Regions from separate parts of the Homo sapiens genome. Here region 2 is linked to region 1. A link is a contact called in ENCODE Hi-C or POLR2A ChIA-PET data. All regions are on one chromosome and are shown on one strand. The core of a region is the stretch at or near the end of the contact, and the rest is flanking DNA. Distances in the headings are between cores, read along the strand shown. Region 1 holds the start of THOC7 (THO complex subunit 7). Region 2 overlaps LRIG1 (leucine rich repeats and immunoglobulin like domains 1).

Region 1 (4,802 bases), core at 649-3,148:
CTCAGACTCCCAAGTCCTGGGACTACAGGTGTGTGCCACTGTGCCAGACCAATTTTTTTGTATTTGTAGACATGGGGTCTCACTATGTTTTCCAGGCTGGTCTTGAACTTCTGAGCTCAAGAGGTCCGCCTGCCTTGGCCTCCCAAAGTGTTGGGATTACAGGCGTGAGCCACTGTGCCCGGCATGTGTGTGTGTTTTAATGCCAATCTGATTAACACCACACCAGTGTTAAAACTTTTAATGGATTCCTATTGCCCTTAGAGATCTCTGGCTCATAACTTTCTAAATTCTAGCAATACTTGTCAGCTTTGAGTTCTTCCAACATCTTGGGGTCTTTATACAAGTGGCTACCAACCCAGAACACCAGTCCAATATCTATTTATTCTTCAAAAATGGGATTAACTTCGAGGAGGCTTTCTCATTTCCATTGATTGGATAAATAATCTTTGTTACATGTTCCTACAGTTCCCAACCTTGTACTTCCTTGTGGTAATATTTGTCACTCTTAAAACTCATTAGTCAATGTTTCTTTCCCTTCAGACCAAAATTTTGGAGAGGGAAAAGTTCTTGCTTGTTAGTTCTGGGTTGTAATCCCAAAGCCTAGTCCAGGAAGGATAAATATCCACTAAATAAATGAAACTGGAATGAAGCAAAGCTGAAATTCCACATGAAGTTCCTGGGTCTTTAGTAGCCTCCCACCTCCACTACTCTTTATCAGTCTGGAAATTTGGGCCTATCACTGTTCTTCCCATGGCCAGGCCCTTTAATGTGGAGACCCTGGTGGTCTTCAACTCTTAAGAAGTGGCCTCTCCACAGGCATTTACAGTTACCGGTCACCATCTCCTGAAAAACACCCAAGAGCCCTAGATATCCCCTTCCCAGATATCAAAGGACCTCCTTCCTCCCTAACCAGATACCTTGTAGGTTCTCCCTCCAGTTGCCAATCATGCCCCTTCCCCCAAAGTGTCACCTTATTTCCGCTCTCAGTCCATAGACCATCTCCCTTAGACTGTCCACAAACCCAGCCTTTGCCCCTCTAAATTCATCCCAGCTGACAACCACCCTTCCTAACACACACACATACATCTTTTATCGTCCTGATCTACCCTAGACGGTCTCATCACTATACTGGCTCCTCCTTACCCCCGTAAATCTCCCAGGTACACTTCCTGATCACCCTCCGGATACCTCATCCCTATCTATTCCTTTTATAAATAATTCCCTGCTCCTCCTTCTCACCCACAATCCACTCGCAGTTCAAGGCCTCATTGCCATCGACTCCACTGTCTGTGAGTGCTTCCCAATATGCCCCAGGACCCCTCCTGGTGTCACGCTCTGTATCCTGACACCCCTTGTAGACGAGTCCCGAAATTCCCGCCCCGTCCCTGGAGCTCCCACTCCCTCCCAGACCTCCACAAACCTTCCAGGCCCCCAGCCCTAAGCCCGGCACCACTGTCCACCCTTCGCGGCTCCTGGGTCCTCACCGCGCCCCTAGACAAACCCGGACTCCCTCTGGTCCCACCCGCCCTTGCACCGCTTCTAGCCGTCTCGGCCACCCACGTGTGTTCCCAGCCCACCGACCACGCTCCCGGCACACCCTATAGCCCCGCGCTGCCTCCGGGAGAGCGGACGGGGAAAGCCGAGGGTCTCCGAGGGGCGCTCGGGCTCTGGCGAGAGGAGGAAGGACTCAGGGAAGCAGCCGGGGAGGCCCGGGGCTCCGGGGAGAGGTCGGGAAGGCCGAAGCGCTCTGGCGAAGAGGCCGGGGAGGCCGAGGGGTTCCCGGAAGCGGGCCGGGAGGCCAGGGGTCTCAGGGGAGGCCCAGCGGGCCGTGCAGCGGGCGCGTGTGGCGGCGAGCGGGGCCTCACCGTCAGTCACGGCTCCCATGGCGTGCGCGGCGGCGGCGGCGGCGGCGGCGGCGCAAGCTGAGGCGGCGGTTGGCGGCGGCGGAGGTCAAACTCCCACAATGCAGCCGGGTAAACAGCCATGGAGGAGGAGGCGGCGGCGCCCGCGGCCGCCTGCTCCGACGCCTGAGCCGCGCCGCGCCGCGCCGCCGCCGCCGCCGCCGCCGCCGCGGGACCCGCGCTCCCCGCGCTCCCGGTACTCCCCGGGGGCGGCCGCGGCCGGCGCGAGTTGGGGCGAGGCTTGGCGGCCGGCGGCGGCCCCGGCTGCAGCCCGGGCTCCCGCCGCCCCCCTTGCAGCCCCCGCCCGGCCCACGCCCAGAGGCCGCCCCGGAGGCCGCAGCCAGCCGCCAGGTGAGCTCGCCCGGACGCCGCCAGGGCTGCGGGGGTGCGGCGGGAGCTGCGGGCCGCCCGCAGTCGGGGTCCCGGCTTCTTCCCCGGGAAGGTGACTGCGGCCCCGCCGCCCCATCCAGGGTGACGCTGCTAGGGGTGGGCTCGTTTCCCTGGGGGGTGGGGAGGGTGACGGGGACGCCCGGATCCGGCTGAGCCCAGGAGAGGCGGGACTAGGGGTACCGAGGGGGGCGCGTCGCTGGGGGTCCCCGCGAAGTTGGCGCCCACGCGCGCTGGGGCGGGTCTCGAACGCCGGCACTTGCGCGGGGCGCGGCCGGCAATCAAAAAAGGCCCCGGGTTCCAGGTCGCGCGGTTCCGGCCCCTGCGGCCGCCCCCTTCCTTCCTGGGCTCGGCGGGTGCGGGAAAAAGGGTGAAAGAGAAACTTGGCGACCTCCCGGAGGAGTTCGCGAAGCGACCAGGAGCGTGTTGCCATCGTCCTCACCCGGCACCCAATTCCACCACAGAGTCGGGATTTCGTCGGTGATCGTGATGGGGTGCTTTTATTTTTCTCTTTGATTTTCAAAAAATGTCTATGTGACTGTCCCTATCTTAAGGGGAAGTTGAAAGTGGGGGCGGGGGTGCTCAATGAGAAACGTTGCCTTGTGTGTAGTTGTTTGGAGCACACTGCAAATTATATTGGCATCTCTTTCCAAAAGTCACTTTGATTCAACTTCGATAGCTTTCTCGTAAATGGCACGTTTAGGTGGTGAGAGGTGGATGAGGAAACAGGCACCAGTGCAGCTGATTTGACCTCCAGTGGGATAGATACGATTAGCACCAGGATCGTGTCTCATTTTGAACCCAGGTTTGTTATTTTATTCAGCCATACCGTTGTTTTCCAATTTTCCTGTCCCCCAAGTAGATCTTGCATCTTCATATCCGGGATGAAGAAGTTGTGTAGGATAAACTTGGTTGTTTCACTTTCCTTACTAAATTTAGGTACATTCTCCCTGTTTTCCCCCAGTTCTTTCAAAGAGGAGAAGTTGCAGATGCAAATGTATTAAAGTGAAGTGTGTTTAACCTCTAGCAAGAAATATGTACAATTTTAGTCATATTATGTGAGACCAGTGACTTCAATAATACCATTACAGTGCTCTCAAGAATTAGTGCTCAAGAACTTGACTTTTGTCACAAAGACAAAAATTACTTTACATGAAGATTCTGAGATGTGACTTGCTCTCCCCTAAGGTATGAAGTTTCCGACTTTGAAAAAATACTGACCTAAACGCTGGCTGTAGGTGGGCATCATCAGACCCTGTTCATTTCCTTGGTTTTAGGAGACAGGGCACTCTAAGAGAAGAATTGTTTTAAATCTTAAGTACTACAGATTGTAAACTGAAATTGTCAATTGATTGGGGTTCACAATACCAAGTTGCATTTTGGTGGGGATAGTTATTGTTTAGAAAGTAATTGTCGGCCGGGCGCGGTGGCTCACGCCTGTAATCCCAGCACTTTGGGAGGCCGAGGCGGGAGGATCACGAGGTCAAGAGATCGAGACCATCCCGGCTAAAACGGTGAAACCCCGTCTCTACTAAAAAAAAATACAAAAAATTAGCCGGGCGTAGTGGCGGGCGCCTGTAGTCCCAGCTACTTGGGAGGCTGAGGCAGGAGAATGGCGTGAACCCGGGAGGCGGAGCTTGCAGTGAGCCCAGATCCCGCCACTGCACTCCAGCCTGGGCGACAGAGCGAGACTCCATCTCAAAAAAAAAAAAAAAAAAAAAAAAAAAAAAAGAAAGTAATTGTCATGTGGTGAAAAGTTTTTTTTAAGTGTTTCTTAATCTTATCATAATACTGATTTTGAAACAGTGTCAGTGATTTAAAATAATCTGTAATATTTTCATGGGAAAGTATCACTGCCCCCTGTAACTTAAATTTTCGTGAGATACTCTCTGAGTTATTCATAAATGGAGTGCTGTTCAAACATTTCTATAAGTTAATTTGATAACCTATAATTTTGTTGGATGATGCTAGAAATTTTCTGGAGTAATAAGACCAAGAGGAATTTGAAAGACTTTAAAGTTTGAGCTGTACCTGAAAATAAACATTCCTGAAAGTTATTTTATTTTTTTTTGAGACAGGACCTTCCTCTGTTGCCTAGGCTGGAGTGCAGTGGCACGATCATCAGGGCTCACTGCAGCCTGGAACTCCTGGGCTCAAGTGATCCTCCCATCTCAGCCTACCAACTAGTTGGGACTACCGGCATGTTCCATGATGCCTGGCTAAGTTTTTTATTTTTATTTTTGTAGAGACATGATCTCACTATGTTGCCCAGGCTGGTCTCAAACTGCTGGGCTCAAGCGATCCTCCCGCCTCAGCCTCCCAAAGTGCTGGGATTATGGGTTTGAGCCACTGTGTCCAGCCTGAAAGTTCTTGACTCAAGTGGTGGGAAACACATAATTTGAGCCTTTATGAACTCTAAAATCTATTTTGTCAGCTACATGATTTTACTTGCAATTGCATTGACACAGATCTATTCATTGAACATTTAAGAATTGTCTTTTCATCATATCGTAT
Region 2 (4,802 bases), core at 738-3,237, 2.6 Mb after region 1:
TATCCTCTCTTTCTCAGCTGCCTCAAAACAATGCAGATCATACAAATACAGACAGCAGATCCCTGGTATTAAATCAGCCAAATTAGAAAAGCGAATTTACCCACAACTTTTCAAGAATACATCCGCTGTATTACAGGGAGGCACGCGACTATCTCTAGCTAAGTATTTTAAAGAAAACACACAGTTTTAAAAGGTCAGCCGTCTGGCCCACAGTGAAGTCACTGACTTTAATAGCTAGCTTATCGACTTGGGATCTCGTCCTGTTCACTTTTTCCACTGGGCTTCTTAAAGTTTACGTGTGTCATGAAATGCTTAGCTAAAGCCAAAAGGCTAAGTTTTTCTTTCTGCAGTACTAAGACGTCGTGAAACACTCTAAATTTAAAAGACCATCTACCACATCATTTTCCCTGTTTAGAGGCGTGGAGCAGTGATGATTTCCCTGGTTCTGGTTGTTGAAATGGCTGAGAAGACACGAAGTCAAGATTCAAAAACCACAAAGTATTTCAGCATGCATTATTGTACACAGACTATGCTGCTATTAAAACATGGAACTTCCTTTTCACTGAAATTACAAGCAGAAAATAGCAGATGCTGCATGCGACCTCCATCCTTGAACATACTAAAATTTTACTATGTCAAATGGAAAACTGGCTGTGAAAATGACTAGGCCACAACACACTTTTATTTCTTTTTTTTAAATCATTCGCCAAAGTCCCTAAAAACAATGCCTCACCTCTTCCACAAGGTCCATCTACGTTCTTTTTTTTTTTTTTTGAAATGGAGTTTCACTCTTGCCACACAGGCTGGAGTGCAATGGTGTGATCTCAGCTCACTGCAAACCCTGCCTCCCTGGTTCAAGTGATGCTCCTATCTCAGCCTCCTGAATAGCTGGGATTACAGGCGCCCGCCACTGCACCCAGCTAATTCTTGTATTTTTAGTAGAAACGGGGTTTCACCACATTGGCCAGGCTGGTCTTGAACTCCTGACCTCAGGTGATCCGCCCGCCTCGGCCTCCCAAAGTGCTGGGATTACAGGTGTCAGCCACAGCACCCGGCCCCATCTACATTCAATGTGGCTGGGTGCATCACCCCACCACACGCCTGTCCCCTCCCCAACCATCCCACTCCCATTTGCAGGTCCAGGTCATTTACTCACAAAGGATGTGTCTTACAGGGTGGACCCTAGCGGCAAATTCCACTTGCTAAACTGTATCTTAACCAAATAATGAATACTGGTACCTGTGGAATATGAGTTCTTTCTTTTAAAGCCAATCACCAGCAAAGGTGGTTAAGAGCCTTGTCAAAAGTCAATTATCAGTAAACTCTTTTTGGAGTTTCAGTTACAGGCAGAAATCTAAGAAACACCATGTGTACTTCTAGGTACTCCACAGCCTCTCTGTGCACTAGAGAGAGACAAGAGCCATTCAATTCACAGAGCATCTTCACATCCAAACAGAAAATCCAAGCCCACTGGTCATACCAAATTGAGACATCCACAAGATCAGCTACATTGAGGCAGCTGCCCTATGAAAACAGCTAGGACTTAGCCTAACACTTGCTATATAACGAACACACAATCTCCCAGGTTCTACCAATCACTCCTTTGACAAATCGAGGTTTGTCAAAGTCTCTGCCTAGCCTGTCCTAAATCAAGTGACTCCAACATGACTTCCCTCCAATAAACATGCTATCATTGGTAGGGAGGTAGAAGGGTGGAGAATGACTTGCGTCTGCATACTGCACACTAACAAAATTAAGTGGGTTTTGTTCTATGCCCTGAGATATAGGGAACCAAACAAAAGGTGGTGGTTGGGGGTGAGAGCAGTTTGCTGGAAAAGGCAGGCACTCAGCTATCAGATGCAACCTGTACTCCAGCTAAGTCTCCCCAAACTGGCTTTCCTTTCTCCTTACTCCCCACCACACTCAGTCCTGAAATATTATCAAAGTAAATAAAAGCTGTTCCAATCCCAGGTCTAGTCCGCATGGCTACACAAACATGACTCTGCGAAACTGTGCTGACAACTGCGTTTACTTGTGGCAAAGTGAACCAGGATCAATAAGCCAAAGTGGCTTTAGATTTGGTTAGGTTTAAGCTCACATAAGCACAGGGAGAAAACCATCCACTCTCAAAGAACTAGTGCAGAAAGCACCTGCACAAACTCGTCAGGATGGTTTATAAGGTCACAAGCACCTGAGAAAAGATCGTTTATTCCTAGGGGCATGAGACAAATGGTAGGCCTGCCCGTCACACTACTAGTGTCAATATTTATCTAAGGCCTGGGTATTCACGATGGTATAAACCAGGCACCTTTTCAATTCAGTTATTCACGTAATTCGCCACTACAAAGCCCCAAAACAGAGATTCTTTACAGCTTGATTTCTTTTCTTCCATTTCCATACACAGGGGGCTGGCTGCAGGACCCATGGTCTATGTCAGCAATAATCCCTGCAGCCTGGGAATAAAGCGTACAATGTATTTCAGAACTACCTATATCAAATGGCATTGCAACTGAGGACAATGAAGAGGTGGGGAAGGGAGACAGAGCACCTGCTTTCTTCCTTCCCATGGCAAGCATGTTTTCCTCACTCGAAATGCGCAGAGATTAAACCCTGTAGTAAAGTAAATGAACCCCAAGAGTCACACCTAGGCATGTCTAAGTGTGACTTACACTGCAGGATTAATTCAGCAACCAATACCCAAAGGTATGTGAAGCTCAAATAGCCCTGTCTGGCCAGTTCCAATTCTCTCCAACTCCTTAATCCTTCACCCCTTCCTCCCTTAGCCTCTCCTCTCCCCCAGATAAGGGCCTAATCACAATTCTCTTTCCCAGGTAAAAGTCAAAAGAAATAAGTAGTCCATTAGTATCAACTTTAAGAGGTCCAAGAGACCTCTGAAAAACAGCTGTGGAAACCAGGTTCACAAATGGATTTCTCCAAGTCTCTTCCTATCTCTCAAAGTCCTCAAATCCCCTTTTTCCAAGATGCCACACTGCAGTTCCTCAGTCAAATCTGCTGGCCTCTTCCTGCGAGACACACTGCTGTGTAAATCAAAGCACTAGAAAAAGATGGCTGTCTCTCCAGGGTCACATTAAAGAACCTGCCTCAAAACACTCTTTAAAAGTTGCTGGCTGAGTGACATTAAATGGATTTCTCAAGCCAGCTTTCTATAATTCACTAAACCTAGTTTTCTGATTCCATACGCAGGATTCTTCCCAACTACACTGGTATCTATACCAAAATCCTCATGAGGACTCTGGATCCTCTGTGCAGCCCGGTAGGGATCATCCTACTTATACATCCCAGCAGGCTGCAAAACACTTCCGTTCCCTTCAAAGTGAAATTGTGATGGCAACTGATGCACTGTGACGCACGACACACATGTGGTCTGTGAGGAGCAGGCATTCCTATCTCTGCTTTAAATACGTCTGTTGAGTGAGAGCAGGCAAGAACTGAGCCCAAAATGGTAGCAGCTGAGGGTGTGGTCAGTTTTATTTTTTTCTTACATAAAAATATACTTAAGCAGCCAGTATTTCCTCACACACGCTGAAGTTAATAATTCACAAACCAACTAACATTCATCAAGGATCAGAAAATTTAAAGGTTGTTTGCACAAACACTCCTGTTCTTGCTCTTACTTAACAGCTGGTTTTTTTAACTGATGGCTGCTGTTGCCATTAGGGCCAGGTGGCACTTCAAAATGTTATTTCTTGAGCCAGACACACCACGACCCGGGTCATTTGCCCTCTGGATTCCACGGTATCCAAACTCCTGTGCTTAATGTTGCTTCTCAGACAAAACAGGTAATTCTGGCAAGGCAAAAATACAGGACAAGATGATCCTAGTTTGCTGGTAAAACATTGCTGTAATCATGCTCTTCCTTTTCTAATCTGGCCCCTCCAAATGGACAATCCCCAAAGATGCCAAGGCACAATGGAGCAGTAGGTAGGGCTGGAATAACCTCATCCAAGAGGCAAACTGTCTGGACTTCAGACCAAGATGTCTTATTACAAGGAGAAGATAAGTTTTTATACTTCAGTCATCCTCAAAAAGGAGGGCCCAATCCCCTCTCGCCTCAAACCTTATCCTTTCCACCTTTCTTCCTTTATCTCACTTAAGTTCATTCTCTCATTTTTAAAGATGTTATCATCAGAGCCAGAAATGTAAAATCACGCATAGGTGTGCTGGAGACACACCTATGGGGGAGGAAGAGGGGAGAGGAGGGGAGGTGATCTAATAAAGCCTTCTCCAGCAACTATTTGAGTGATGCACTACAGGATAGGAGTGGCCTGCTGTAGGATAGGAGGATTACCAAACAGATGTTGGTTGTTGTTTCGACCAAAAAAAATTAAACCTTGGGGGTATGAGTTAGCTGCAAAGCCATGGACTTGCTACAAACACACGACACACAGCCTGAGTTTGTGGGCCTGCAATGGCTTCAAGGCCGCATCAACATCTACATAAGTCTTATGAAAGAGGTTACACATTAACCACAGCACATCTCAAGGAAAATCCTATCACCTCCACCATCTCCACACCGTTTATTTGCCGCCTTTGAAAAGGACTTTCTGCACGTTGCTACCATGGAATTGGAAATAAATGGAGATAAATCCAGTTTTTGGTTCTACGTTTTTGCTTTTAATACACAACTAATTTCAGTGCATGTAGGTGGTCCTGAAAAGGTAACCAGTTAACCCCAATGGGGCAGAAAATAACAGTTAACTTAAGGGCAGATGTGTAGGACAGCCAACCCATGGTTATCTCGACAGGTGTGCGCAGGCAGGAGTTTCAGGGACATGAGAAAG

What was found. Hi-C counts contacts between places; a loop is a spot of excess contacts on that map. ChIA-PET counts read pairs that join two places held with the same protein, here RNA polymerase II (POLR2A). Pooled maps may share reads with other maps.
Region 2: a pooled map shows a loop between it and region 1 (2.5-fold over the local background). The contact joins the enhancer-like site here to the promoter of THOC7 in region 1. A Hi-C loop is called at or near these places in 1 of 37 single-sample maps with no recorded cell type and 3 of 50 pooled maps. POLR2A ChIA-PET finds 5 or more read pairs at or near these places in 1 of 52 experiments (activated CD8-positive, alpha-beta memory T cell).

The regions. Positions count from the first base shown.
Region 1 is chr3:63,861,907-63,866,708 of GRCh38, forward strand. THOC7 (THO complex subunit 7) reads right to left here and starts at 1,899. Exons shown (of 8, transcript NM_025075.4): 1 at 1,866-1,899. The coding sequence starts at 1,884. It overlaps ATXN7 (ataxin 7), which reads left to right and starts at 1,961. Exons shown (of 13, transcript NM_001377405.1): 1 at 1,961-2,252. RefSeq lists silencers at 1,618-1,837, 2,168-2,407, 2,418-2,637.
Region 2 is chr3:66,473,589-66,478,390 of GRCh38, forward strand. All of the region lies in intron 1 of LRIG1 (leucine rich repeats and immunoglobulin like domains 1), which reads right to left. Among named protein-coding and RNA genes, the nearest start is that of LRIG1, 25 kb to the right of the region's middle. Within about 2 kb of position 1,988, at least 5 of the 41 ENCODE cell types and tissues checked have a DNase peak (open chromatin) inside an H3K27ac peak, as active enhancers do.